Linked DNA regions of Homo sapiens: region 2 is linked to region 1. Evidence: chromatin loops called from intact Hi-C (ENCODE). Cell type or tissue: dorsolateral prefrontal cortex. All regions are shown on one strand. Region 1 overlaps ARHGEF7 (Rho guanine nucleotide exchange factor 7). Region 2 has its middle 140 kb from the start of LINC02337.

What was found. Hi-C counts contacts between places; a loop is a spot of excess contacts. Peaks named below come from ENCODE experiments on the same cell type or tissue, not always from the same donor. Only the 100,000 strongest peaks of a DNase experiment are listed, where the experiment ranks them.
Region 2: a loop joins it to region 1, with 3 times the contacts of the local background. A loop is called at or near these places in 3 of 110 quality-filtered maps.

Annotation. Positions count from the first base shown.
Region 1 is chr13:111,215,369-111,217,868 of GRCh38, forward strand. It overlaps ARHGEF7 (Rho guanine nucleotide exchange factor 7), which reads left to right. Exons shown (of 22, transcript NM_001354046.2): 5 at 2,311-2,500. Among named protein-coding and RNA genes, the nearest start is that of ARHGEF7-AS1, 68 kb to the left of the region's middle. RefSeq lists an enhancer at 1-106. In dorsolateral prefrontal cortex, a CTCF peak has its summit at 1,011 (motif pointing left); DNase peaks (open chromatin) are centred at 1,030 and 2,485; H3K4me3 peaks cover 908 bases; H3K27ac peaks cover 2,419 bases.
Region 2 is chr13:111,459,291-111,461,790 of GRCh38, forward strand. No RefSeq gene overlaps it. Among named protein-coding and RNA genes, the nearest start is that of LINC02337, 140 kb to the right of the region's middle. In dorsolateral prefrontal cortex, a CTCF peak has its summit at 1,415 (motif pointing left); a DNase peak (open chromatin) is centred at 1,421; H3K27me3 peaks cover 685 bases.

The sequences.
Region 1 (2,500 bases):
CCCTTTTTTTTTGTTTTTCCTTAATTTGGGGTGATATCAATGTGGACTCCCACAGAGAAAGAGGGGCTGGTGCTGTTTTCCTCCCCTGGCCCCTTGACCTGCATAAATGCCTAGGCCTGTCGTCCCCATGGCTGAGTTCCACCCTGGTTTCACTGAGATCGGTGTTCAGGGTAACATGACGAGGCGAATAATATTTGGAGCAGAGCCACGTTGTATGCTATGACTGTTCTTACCTTTCTAATATTTTGTTTTCGAGAATTAGTAATTCTCGTTTCTTTGTTTAGTTTTCTGTGTATGTTTTGCAGGTTGCAGATCTAGTCTTTTGCGTATTTCTAAGGGTCTCTTTGACATTCAAACACATTAATTTTTCTCTTCTCTTCCCGATTAACTAAGCTCTTGGAGCCTGTGCCCTACTTGAATCTCTCTTGGTTGTGAGCCAGGCTGGCCGCACAGCTGCTGCCTCTGAGCCGCCTTCCATTGTCACCTGGGACACTCCCCCTGACTGTGTAGATCTCCTCTGCCTCTTTCTTTTCAGTTTTTTTGTTAATTCCCCTGTTTTGGAGAAGCACATTTTTAACTCCTTCAGAAAGTGGTGCGTGGGAGGTAAATTTTTGAGATCTTGTATATCTGCAGGTGTCTGTTTTATTAATAACTTTTTTGTCTTTAGTTTTCAGAAGTTTAATTTATGGTATGAATTGGTTTGAATTTCTTTAGGTTTATACTAGTTGGGGTTCACGCAGGTTCCTGGATTGGTATATTTATGTCTTCTGTCAAATTTGGGATATTCTGAGCCATATTTTCTTACCCTGCTTTTCAGCTCTGCCCTCTTAGACTCAGCTTCTGAGACTGATACCAGTGTTTGAAGTTCTTTTATTTCCCACAAGTCCCTGGGACTGAGTGTTGCTGGATGGGGGGGTGATGATTGGCCTGCTAGTGGTAGAGCGGGGGCTGTATGTCAAGAAGTGTGGGTGGTCTCAGGCCTTCCCTGTGGCTGGGTGGAGGGCAGGGAGAAGCCAGTGTGGGCAGATGGAATCACCTGCTGCCACCTGGTGGGGATAGAGGCCTGGACTCTGCTGATGTCACTGGTGGGGATAGAGGCCTGGACTCTGCTGATGTCGCTGGTGGGGATAGAGGCCTGGACTCTGCTGATGTCGCTGGTGGGGATAGAGGCCTGGACTCTGCTGATGTCGCTGGTGGGGATAGAGGCCTGGACTCTGCTGATGTTGCTGGTGGGGATAGAGGCCTGGACTCTGCTGATGTCGCTGGTGTTCCCTAGAGCTCTGAACGTTCTGTGCAGTCTGTGGGACACTGCGTTGCAGGTGGGCTGGGCTCGCTTACCATCAGTGGTAGGGAAGAGGGGTGGGCCGGGGCTGAGGTCTGCCAGGCGGCCCTTTTCTTGCTCCTGTGCCGGCACGAGCAGGCTTCTCCTAGGGTTGTCAGGCTGTGCGCTTTGGTAGTTCTGCATCTCCAGCCTCCAGAGCTCTGTCCGGGGCAGATGGAAATCAAACAGGCCCCAGCCCCTCTGCCTTCCTCTTTCTGCCTTTCAGAAATCTGAAAATATGCACAGTTTCTGAGAAAAATGCGAATTAAAATACGAGGTACTGTTTCTTGTCAGTTTGGCAATATTGAGTGTTGGTGGAAGTTTGAAATGAGCACTTTTAGATACTGTTGCTGGGGATGTTGCTTGGTGTAGTTTGTAGAAACTTTTTGGAGGACAATTTAGAAAGATGTATTAAAAAGTTAACTGTAATAAATATGTCTTCTGACCAGAATTTAATGTATAGCTGGTTTACAGGTATATTCAAAGATAGACATACAAATATTTTTAATGCAGCCTTGTCTACACAAGGAAAGTACTGTATATGGTATCTGGAAATATACTGGAAATAATCTAAAAATCCACTAATGGAGAGTGGGTTCCATAATGAGTGGTATAGTCATATAGCATAACATTAAGTGTTATGTAAGCACCAGTAAGTACTGCCAGATAAATGACATGTTGTCTTAACTTTTGTGACTTGTGGAGAAGTGCGTGTAGTGTGACTCTGTCTCTGTCACATGGATGTGTCTGATTAGGCATCACAGTGGCAGACCAGGACCTTTGAATGCTGTGAAGAGGGTGTCCTCTGGGGCTGGAGTGGTGCTGGTGGTGGTCATGGGGCACTGGAAGGGAGGAAACTGAAATTTCTCTAAATGTATTTCTACTGTTGGGCAATTATGCTACCTTTGTACTAGTAAAGTATAATCCATTTTATAATGAAGTAGACTGTTCTTGGTATAATTTTTCTCCCACTCTTCTTCCCCTTTTAGGACATGACCGATAATAGCAACAATCAACTGGTAGTAAGAGCAAAGTTTAACTTCCAGCAGACCAATGAGGACGAGCTTTCCTTCTCAAAAGGAGACGTCATCCATGTCACCCGTGTGGAAGAGGGAGGCTGGTGGGAGGGCACACTCAACGGCCGGACCGGCTGGTTCCCCAGCAACTACGTGCGCGAGG
Region 2 (2,500 bases), 240 kb after region 1:
GCTGCAGATGCAGGGAACTTTTGGAGGCATGACCACCTGGGATTCATGTTATTTACCTGATACTGAAAGTTATCAACCAACTGTAAAAGTTATTTATATTTTATAGTCCAGATTTACACATCCTGTGCACATATGTGGTGCAAAAAAACAAGATTTTCAAATTTCACGGGTAAGAAAGCTTAGGTTCATATAAGAAGTGATTGACAAAAACGTTATAGGGAACAAGAGAAAGGGAAGAGCATGTTTTCTGTTTTGAACTTGTGTTCCTTGTGAAATAACTCATGAAAGCTTTAGAGGGAAAGGAGGAGTGGAGGAGGGGTGTGTGTGAGAGAGAGAGGGGAGGAGGAGGGAGAAAGAGAAAGAGAAGGGGAGAGAGAGAAGGAGAGGGGGAGGGGGAAGAGGGAGAGAGAGCGGGAGAGGGGAAGAGAGAAGGGGAGAGAGAGAAAGGAAAAGAGCGGCAGGGAGTGGGGGAGAGGGGAAGAGAAGAAGGGAGAGGAGAAGGAGACGAAGAGAGAGAAGGGAGGGGGAAGGAGAAGAGAGGAAGAGCAGGAGAGAGCGGGGAGAGGGGAAGAGAGAAGGAGGGAGAGAGAAGGAAAGGGGGAAGGAGAGAGACAGGAAGAAGGAGAGGAGGAGAGGGAGAAGGAGAGGAAAAGAGGGAGAGAGAGAAGAGGGGAAGAGGGAAAGAAGAGGGGAAGAAGGAGAGGAGTGGAGAGGAGGAGACAGAGAAAGAAGGAAAAGGGGAGGGAGAGAGACAGGGAGAGGGGGGAGGAAGAGGGAAAGAGGAGGAGGGAGAGAGGGGGAGAAGGGGAAAGAGGGAGAAGGAGAGGAAGAGCAGGAGAGAGGAGGAGAGAGGGAGAAGAGAGAGTGGGGAAGAAGGAAGAAAGCGGGAAGACAGAGTGAAGAGAGAAGGGGAAAGGGGCAAGGAGGAGGGATATGAGAGACATGATAAAGCTGACTTATGAGATGGGGTTCCGTATTAGGGAGGAGACCTGGTTGCTGGCCACACTGGACTGGTGTTGCTGTAAGGCCTTGTCTCGGGGCCTGGTTGCCTCCTGAGGTCCGTGCTGCTCAGGGTGGAGTGGGTCCCGGCGAGGGATCTGGGGGCTCCTGCCTGCAGCAGATTTGCTTTTCTTCGCTGCAAGTGAAGGTGGTTTGCAGTTGTGCCTTTCCCTCTGCTTGGCAGATAATGCAGGATTGTGAACCGCAGCTCAGGGCCAGGCAGGGTGAGGCCCCTCTGGTCAGCATGCCCCAGCTCAGGCTCAAGCTTCGGCCTCTCCTGTGAGGACCGGTGCAGGGATGGTTTCAGCCACAAGGCAAGGCACTGCTCAGGATATTTTTCCTAAAGAAACTGCTGGAAGCAGTTGCTGGCCTTGGGACAGGTGCTGGCTCAATGGATTAGGAACTTGTGAGGTCGTCGCCATCTAGTGAGGAGATGCTGGAACGTCCCTGTGGGCTGCTGTGGCCGACTCACCGAGCCACGAAGCCGGTGCTGCGTTTGTCTCACGCCCTTCACCACGGCAGAGATGAAGAGCTAGGATGAGTTATTGTCATCCTTCTAAGAATGTGTGCTTTCAGGCTCACCAGGCAGGTCTCTCCAGGTAGCTCCTCGCTTTTTTAAAAAGGAACACACAAACACCTTTGAGGAAGGCAATGCCAAGAAGGCACTGGCAATTGATGGGGCACGTGGTCGTGGAATCAGTTCTGAAGAACACAGTGCTGAGTGGCATTGTGGAGCCTGGCACGGGCCTGGCGAGCACTGCCTAGGTGGGTGAGCACTGTGCCTGGGGAGGCAAGCACTGTGCCTGGGCAAGTACTGTGCCTGGGTGAGCACTGTGCCTGGGCAGGCAAGCACTGTGCCTGGGCGGGTGAACACTGTACCTACATGGGTGAGCACTGTGCCTAGGTGAGTACTGTGCCTGGGTGAGCGCTGTGCCTGGGTGAGTGCTGTGCCTTGGTGAGCGCTGTGCCTGGGTGAGTACTGTGCCTGGGCGGGCAAGCACTATGTCTGGGTGAGTACTGTGCCTGGGTGAGTGCTGTGCCTGAGTGAGCACTGTGCCTGGGTGTGTATTGTGCCTGGGTGAGCTCTGTGCCTGGGTGAGCACTGTGCCTGGGCGGGCAAGCACTATGTCTGGGTGAGTACTGTGCCTGAGTGAGCACTGTGCCTGGGTGTGTGTTGTGCCTGAGTGAGCGCTGTGCCTGGGTGAGCACTGTGCCTGGGCGGGCAAGCACTATGTCTGGGTGAGTACTGTGCCTGGGCAAGCACTGTGCCTGGGCGAGGACTATGTGTGGGCGAGCACTGTGTCTGTGGGGTTGAGCACTGTGCCTGGGTAAGCCTGGGTGGGTGAGCGCTGTTCCTGGGTGCTCAGAACCTGGACTTGGTCCTCCTGCACACTCGCCTGGGACTGGTAAACTGTGGACCTTGAGCAATAGTGGAGGAGAGGAAGCGTCAAGCATGCATCACATCATTGTCAGAGAAGGTAGTGACACCCAGAGGAGAAAA